Linked DNA regions of Mus musculus: region 2 is linked to region 1. The links are chromatin contacts, found by Hi-C or POLR2A ChIA-PET in ENCODE. All regions are on one chromosome and are shown on one strand. Each heading gives the region's core, a stretch centred on a gene start or an enhancer-like site at or near the end of the contact. The rest is flanking DNA. Distances are from core to core; before and after follow the strand shown. Region 1 holds the start of Aig1 (androgen-induced 1). Region 2 overlaps Hivep2 (human immunodeficiency virus type I enhancer binding protein 2).

Region 1 (3,803 bases), core at 615-3,114:
CTCCCAAGTGCTGGGATTAAAGGCGTGTGCCACCACCGCCCAGCTCACATTTTTTTTAATAGTATGTGGGCATCACTAATTTAAGTTCACTCTTAAGAAGATTCCTGGTGACTTGTCAGCATCCTAAATGCTTTCTATGCATAACTATCAGAGCCTTGGGGCTACTGAAGATTGAGTATACTCTGTATATGCGAACATCTGCTTGCTGTACCACACATCTGGCAAAGCCAGTCTCCACTGACTAGCCAATCAGCCCATCCAGGCAGGTACTCCCAGAGTTAGCCATCTATATGAAAGCTACAAGAAGCTGAGAGCAAAGTCCTATCATGTGTTCTTCAGGTGGGCAGACAGTAGGAGGAAAAAGACGCTGGTAGGGAATGCATATATTCAGACGGAAGTTAATTCCAATAAGAAGTTGAAAAGCCCAACTCAGGCAGGCAACACCAGGCAGCCCTTTGCCTAGAGGCAGGTGGGAAAAGTTGCGTATATCTTATATATTGAAAATAGAAGGTTTTTTGAAAACATCTACCTGTATCTCTTTAGGCATCTTACACCGACGGAACGATATTCAAATAGGTTCAAATTTGTCAAAGTGGAGGGTCAAGAAAATTTGTGCCAACCTTGTGATTGCACCAAGCTTATGCATAACCTCAGAGTCTTTGCGTTCCAGGAGTTGATTGTATGTTTTTCTCCGTGATCTTTTAATTGCTTGTGTTTCCATACACGACCCTTGTTTGATAACCTTTGAATGTATTTATGACTTAGTCTTGGTGACTTTTCAAAGCTCTACACCTACCCCAAGTCATTACAAGGCATTGTGCCCTCTGATTATCTACAGGAGTGCTTTCGGTACCCAAGGTATAAAAACTTAAAAATAATTATCGTTGTCTGCTCCTCTTTAAAATTATCACGTGTCAACAGAACAGATGATTACACAAACTGCAGGCTTTCAATGTGAACGACTAGAAGTTCAGTAGTTGCCAGGTGGAGCCTCACCGTGAACTGCTCTCTCAGTGTTTCTAGAAAGAGTTTTAAACAAATTGTTGACAGTGGGCAGAAAAACATGTGCAAGGGTTTTTTCCTATGGGGCGATTTCCCTCCTCCGGAAGGAGGTGTGTTTGTGTGTTTCTAAGCCATGCTCCATGGAACCAGACAATACTCATGTCTCCTTTGGGTGCTGCAAGTTTACCTTTGCATGTGGTTCTGGAAAACACTTCGGTGGAGAATTAATCTGAGGGCACTCATGATCGGGGCCAACAGATGCTTTTGGTGGCACAATCCTATTCCCTGGTCACTTCTTAGAAGCAGGCCTGTGCCCGTTTGGCTGTACTCCCATGTTTTCCTCCTCTACCTACCAGGTAAAGGTGAGAAGGGCATCCAGGCCTTCAGTGGAGCCCAGCGTGGCTGTTGGTGGCCAGCACGCGTTGGTGCTCCCGTGACACACACACAGGCACAAACACGCACACACGCACAAACACGCACAAACACGCACGCACGCACACGGGGGTGCAGCCCACGGCCTTACCAGATCAATGAAGGTCAGGAACTTCCAGCTGCCTCCGTAGGTCTGATGCGAGGGCATTTCGATGGCCTTGTAGTTGCACAGGATGGAGCAATAGGATAGCAGGATTGCTACCCGCAGCACCTGGCAGGGGACAAGCGCCATGTTCGCGCGGCCTGGCCCCGCCGGGCTGCTCGTGGGGAGGGCAGGCGAGCTGCTCCGCGGTGCCGGGCGCCGTGGGAACCGGGGCGCGGCGCGGCGAGGGGCGGAGCGCAGGAGGCGGGGCGCGTCCCCGGGGACAGTGGCGGCGCCGAGCGCACCGGAGACCTGCGCGGGCGGGGCGGCAGTGCAGCCTACGCGAGCTGGCGGCCTGGTGTCATCTCTGGCGTCATCTGCGTCATTCTGCAGCGGCGTTCGTCGTACCGGCCGGGCGCCCCCTAGGCGGTCCGCGAGGTCCACCCCCCCCCCCCCCCCCCGGCCTCCAAGGTGGGAGCGCCTTTCGGGCAACCACGGTTCCAGACGGGAAGGACCTGACCGAACCGGTCCGGACCCGGCATCCCCGGGCAGCTGGTGCTGGCTGCCATGGCACCAGATGGGGTCAGAACGTGTAAAGCCACACACAGTCCCCCTCCAGTGACACCCATTACTTAGGATTCAGTTGAGGGTTTAATGTTAATGAGCATTTATGACTGTGAAGCCCCTTATAAATTTCACAAGGCTTTAATAATTTATCAGTATGCACGAGCTTTGAACAAATTCTTTTTTAAACTTTTTATTACGTCTTGTGGGTATATGCATGTACCACAGGACAAACGTGGAGGCCAGAGGACAGCTCAGGTGTGAGTCCCCTCCATCGAACTCAGGTCATGAGGCTTGATGGCAAGCTACTTTAGCAATTACTGACCAGGGCAAGTTTTATAAATAGAAATCTGTGCTGATTGCCATGACTGCTACGAGACAGCATTCCATTTGAAAGTCAAACCACCCGGAGGATGTAAACCTCACCCACGCATGTGTGATTTAATACAAATCTTTCGGAGTTAAAATTCCTTTTGCACTTCGACATTTCCCAACCCACCTCCCTTATACTACCGCACCAGAGCTGAATGGGAGGAAAGTAAATATAAACTGGATTCCCTCAGCCTTCCAGTAAATGTTGTCACAGGGAAGTTGCAACAGTCTGTGGGCAGAGTAGGGTTTTTGTTTTCTTTTAAATCATGATCATGTTTCAACCAACCAGATAAAGGGTCCGGTTATGAGAAGACCACATGAGTATTTCCTGTGGATCCATTCAAAACAGGTGTCCCATTCAAATAGTCTCTGAGTCAGAGGGTGTGGTGGGAAGGTCTAGGGGAAAGCATAGTCTCAGAGGTAAAGAGAAGCAAACAAATCCGACTCGTAGTTTTTTCCACTCCACTAGGGAAGAGAGCCACTAGGTCTTTTTAATTGACATAATTATGCTGAAAGAAACTGAAATCACAAGATGATATTACTAGCATAAAGCATTCTTCACTCAGAATTTATGAGTTCATACTCATGTTTAAACAGGATCTATTTGCGTGTGTGTGTGTGTGTGTGTGTGTGTGTGTGTGTGTGTGTGTGTCCTTAATGAATGTTCATATAATTACAAGAAAAAATGAATTTACTGAAGCCCTCTCACTTGGGCCTAATGAAGTTTTATAAAGTGATGTGATATTACAAAGTTTGATACAACCCTCCTACTTTACATTTGAGAAAGTAGTTCACAAGATTTCTACCCATTCCCATAATTATAAAGTATTGTTTTATGAAGCTATTTAAGAGTTTACTATGGAGAATTTTTGAATAATTACTATGACATCAAGAGTTCTGTTGCTCTCCCTGCCAATCCCCAGAGGGGTGTTTTGAGACGATTTTAACAGACTTGCTTTCATTATCTTGATTGATTATCTTCTTGTGAGATGATTTTGTGTTTTTAATAATGGAACATTTTATATAAACCTGGGCTGAAATTGTGCTTCATTAAAAATGTCAATCCCAGATTCTTGAGATTCTTGATCATATTTTCATAGCGTGTTCAATGGGTTTCATTTTGCTTTATAAAATATTTTTTAAATTCTCATTTCCTGTTTTGCTTGCATTTATGTCTTTGAGGGTATTGCGCCCCCTGGCACTGGAGTTACGGACAGTTGTGAGCTGCCATGTGGGTTCTGGGAATTGAACTTGGATCCTCTGCAAGAGCAGTCAGTACTCTTAATCACTAAGCCAGCCCTCTCATTTGCTTTTTAGTCCATGTCTTAGCATCTTAGTCATGACTGACAGG
Region 2 (4,094 bases), core at 510-3,009, 190 kb after region 1:
TCGAACAGTCAGTACAAGTCCCAGGAGAATAATCACAGAAATAGCGAGGGTTCTTCCTATATCAGTTAGAAGCTTTAAAATTTCCATTACTGTTATGTTTTTCTTCTAAGCCCTCTTCAGGAGTGACTAAAACAAAATCGCTTGTGACCTTGGGACCTGGAGTTCTGCTTAGTGCTGGCTGCCCACTGTCACTGTAATAGTGATCACTATAAATGGTAAATATTTGTCAACTTGTGTTTTCTGTCCTCTTCCCTCTAGCAGCTTCATGTTTTGTAGGCTTACCACAACTTCTTTAAATGCTTGCTTATGTCAACATCAGTGAAAGTGGAAGAGAAAAGAGATTTTGAAAGGATCGTAATACAGCTTTAGGATTGATGCAGGGGCCAGGACGGTGATTCAGAGGCTGAAAATAGCTCTTCATTTTATGCAATCAAGTAAAACACTGTACCTTGGCATCCCCACACCGGATTAGCAAGGAGTTGGAAGTTATTCCTCCCTCAGCATGCCATTAGGGATGACAGGCGGAGCTATGATAAACTGCTTGTTTAATGGAGCTTATGCTGCTGGCCTCACAGCCGTGATGTACAGGCCCGATTAGCGCTGAGTGACCTCAACTCGCATACATTTCCTCTCGAAAGAGACCTGACAGGCCCTCTCTGTTCTAATGAGCCTCTCACAGGGGATCCACCCACTTTAAGGTTGCAAGAGTCTCTGCTGTTTGTTCTGTCTGAAAGGATCTTGAAGGGTGGCAGCCTTCATCCTTCACATACCAAGACCATGGAAAGGAAGTTTTTTTTTTTCTTTCTTTCTTTCATAGGTTTGTAGTGCATGCATGTTATGTGTGTATGAGTTAGAGGTCAACAGTAGGTGTTTTTCTCAGCCACTCTCCACCCTATTTTTTGAGTCAGGGTCTCACTCTGAACCCAGAGATCAACCATGAGACAAAACCAGCTAGCCAGAAGACAGAAGGCCACCCAGCAATGGGTGTCTGCCGTTATATGTGTGGAGCGCCTGGGGTTGGGTCTCAGATCTTCAAGTTTGTACTGAAAGCCCTTTTCCAGCCCAGATTGATCTGTTCACAGAACCCTAGTACTGGACAGGGGTCTGTTTCCGGTTCAGTCTCCTGTTTGCTTACCTTTAAAACTGTGAGCCGAAGTTGAGTCCCCAGCTAATTCTGTTTCTGTTGAGTAGGTCCTTCTCAAGCAGGAGCCTGTGTCATGCTTGTGAGCCAGAGTTCGAAGCCTCACCTTAAACCCTTGTTACCTAAAAGGGGACCTGCGAGCTGTGCCCTGCCAGATCATACAGCTGTCAGGTTATAATTAACATTCGAGGTGACTCTTAATTAAACAGAATTGGTGGGAAATATCTGGGAGGCTGTAGCAGCGCTACCGTGATGTTTGCATTTAAATGTTTGAGATTATTCCCCTCACTTAAAGCCCATGTTCAGATGGAGGAGGAGGGCGCCACATCTCACTTAGCTCTATTGTTTTGGACACTGGCTGCAGGCTATAGGGACCAGAGTGCTTTCAGCTTGCATTGTGGTGTCTGTCTTTCAAACAGAGAAGTTGGAGAATGTATATTCTTTTCCTTTTTTATTTCTTCAAAGAGATTAAATCACGGCTCTGACAGGAGAGGGCAGGATCTCTGAGAAGACCTCCCCAGTGCTTGGAATTCATAGATTCTACCAGGTCCCTTCCCTATTGTCCCAGGCAGTGCACTCCCCAAGAGGCTCCCAGCATCTTTGGCTGCAGGCCAGCCTCCCAGGGCCTCTGGCTTTGATGTGCAGTGCAGGCTGTCCTCTGGCCAGGTTGTTGTTGCTGTGGCCTGGGCTTCACTCACAGTGAGTGCCAGGAGGGATGTCCTGTCTGCAGTATACATTTCCATAGCCCTAGTCCTGAGGCCGAGACTCTGCCTTTGACCCACAAGGGGCTGTCCTTGACTGCTAGGCTTAGCTGTGCTTTCTTCTGGTGTCTGCTGGAGGCAGGTTTGTACCCCGCCTGTCACTTGGGAGGAAGATCCACCCCTCTGCGTGGAGGAAGACAACAAACAGCTCCTTGCCAGGTCTATTGTTAGTCAGAAGGGTTTTCTAGGCCTGGTTCAGGGAAACCAACTCAGCCAGCTGAACAGCTTCCTCTGGGGGATGCACTGTTGACCTTGTTTTAGTCTAGGCCTGGCAGCAGGATTCCCAAAGACATCAGTCTGGCAAGGGAAGTCTTACTCACCTGAACCCTGTTTCAACCACAGCTCCAAGCTCGTTGTTAGAAGCCATGCTATTGCACATAGAACCTCTTGACTTCTGGTGGTCCCCTGGGGCAGTTCTAAATGTAGGGGATACCTGAACACGGAAGATTACAGTGGTAGCTAGCCACCAAGGAGTATGGAATGGTTCTGTACGTTCCAGGACGAGCCCAAAGCTGTGCATCCTTCATGGGTGTTCAGTGAGGGAGAGTTATTACAGATGGTCTCTATTGAGAAGTGCCAGTGCAATTCAAACAGAAACTGCCTCAGAATTCTGTCTTGTCCTGATTTACATAGCAAGAGTCACTTGCTGTGTATCTCACTAGATTTGGTAATGATATTTCCCACATAGGGGAGACTGTTCTAGCAAAGCCCCACCTCCATGACAGCGATTTCTTTTTTCAAGTTTATACAGCCTCAAGATGTCATGTTTGGTTTTGTTTTTCCTCTTAAATTCTTTTTACAAGAGCTCACGGTGGGGTTTGATTTTTGGTTTTGTTTGTTTGTCTGGTCACCTCCAGTGAAACTACTTTGGTTTTGCTTTTGCTGTTGTGGGTTTAGCAAAATGAGATCGTTGAAGTTGACTTGCTCACATGACTTAGTTAAGGGAGGGTACCAGGAAGGGCTCTGAGGGTTCTGAGTAGAAAGTGGAAAGGTTTGTAGAAGGCAGGCTCCGTGGTCTTACCAGGGATCACCTGTTTGTACAGTAATCTTACGTTCTACAACTGTTCATAAGTTAGATTTCATTTAGAAGCCTTACCCTGACAACACTTTCTTACCATCAGTGAGTGCGTGAATGTCTGGGCCTTAGTGGGACTGGTGGAGGGAGATAATCCACTAGAGAAAGCTGAGTTCCAGGGCCCTACCTTGTACCAGTGTCATAATAGGTATCTTGTGATGTTCAAACCTCCGGGTTTTGAAATGACAGGATCACGTGTTGCCTAAGTTCTGATCTCTCTTGTGGGGACAGGTAGCACAGCGGAGTTTGCTAGAACAGGTGCATCTCCCGCTGGGTCAGCTGACACAGTAAGCCAGTGAATGTTGGTATGAAGCACAGTACCCGGTGGCATTCCAAGCCCAGTTCTCAGTGTTTTATTGCGGCGATAGCGTCTGCTTGTTCTATGGCCAATGGAAGTAGAATGGGGAGGTAGCTAACCTGACCTAGGGATGCTGGTGTGTCGGATCCTAGTAGTCCTTTCCCAATTGCTTCTCTTGCATTAACTGGTGGCAGTTAGGCCCCCACAGCCCCGAGGTACCTTCTTCAGAGTAGTCTCACTGGGCAAGTTTTACTTTGATAGATCTTTTCAGCTCCCTCTTGCTCTACCACTGAATTCATTGTGCAATATATACACCCTAATGTGGGCTAGCAGGAAAATGTCTCAGAGGCAGTTCAAAGAAACCCAAGGTATAATTCATTTATGATTTCATTCTGTATCTGGGTATGTTGCTTCCTATTGTCAGCCAGTGTGGGAGGAAAAGGAAGAAGGGTGCTGTCGTTGAGGGTGTTGTGTGGGTATGTGCCATCCCAAAGTACTTTACAGGAGAAGAGACATTTATTTTTGCAACCAAAGTAATATTCAGACACTAACAGAAAATTATTAATTATGCCACAGTTAAAAAGTTGTTGCCTAATGCTGTTAAATTTGTTGCCATTAAAGACAAATGTTGACCAGAGACATTGTGTATACACTGGTATCCCTGTTTAGAAAAGGAATGGATAGGTTTTGCTCCCAGGCTTACAGCTACATTCCTAACACTGTTACTGTTGCCAGTAGAGGTTACTTGCACAGGCCTTAGGCAAGCTATCCAGTCCTCAGCATAGGCTTGTAACTCTCAGACCTGAAACTATTAGGCAG

The links. Hi-C counts contacts between places; a loop is a spot of excess contacts on that map. ChIA-PET counts read pairs that join two places held with the same protein, here RNA polymerase II (POLR2A).
Region 2: a map of T-helper 1 cell shows a loop between it and region 1 (2.3-fold over the local background). The contact joins the enhancer-like site here to the promoter of Aig1 in region 1. A Hi-C loop is called at or near these places in 2 of 37 maps with a recorded cell type or tissue (T-helper 1 cell and mouse trophoblast stem cell). POLR2A ChIA-PET finds 5 or more read pairs at or near these places in 1 of 5 experiments (Patski).

The regions. Positions count from the first base shown.
Region 1 is chr10:13,867,093-13,870,895 of GRCm38, forward strand. Aig1 (androgen-induced 1) reads right to left here and starts at 1,865. Exons shown (of 6, transcript NM_001347362.1): 1 at 1,526-1,865. The coding sequence starts at 1,666.
Region 2 is chr10:14,055,282-14,059,375 of GRCm38, forward strand. All of the region lies in intron 1 of Hivep2 (human immunodeficiency virus type I enhancer binding protein 2), which reads left to right. Among named protein-coding and RNA genes, the nearest start is that of Gm51759, 70 kb to the right of the region's middle. Within about 2 kb of position 1,760, at least 3 of the 3 ENCODE cell types and tissues checked have a DNase peak (open chromatin) inside an H3K27ac peak, as active enhancers do.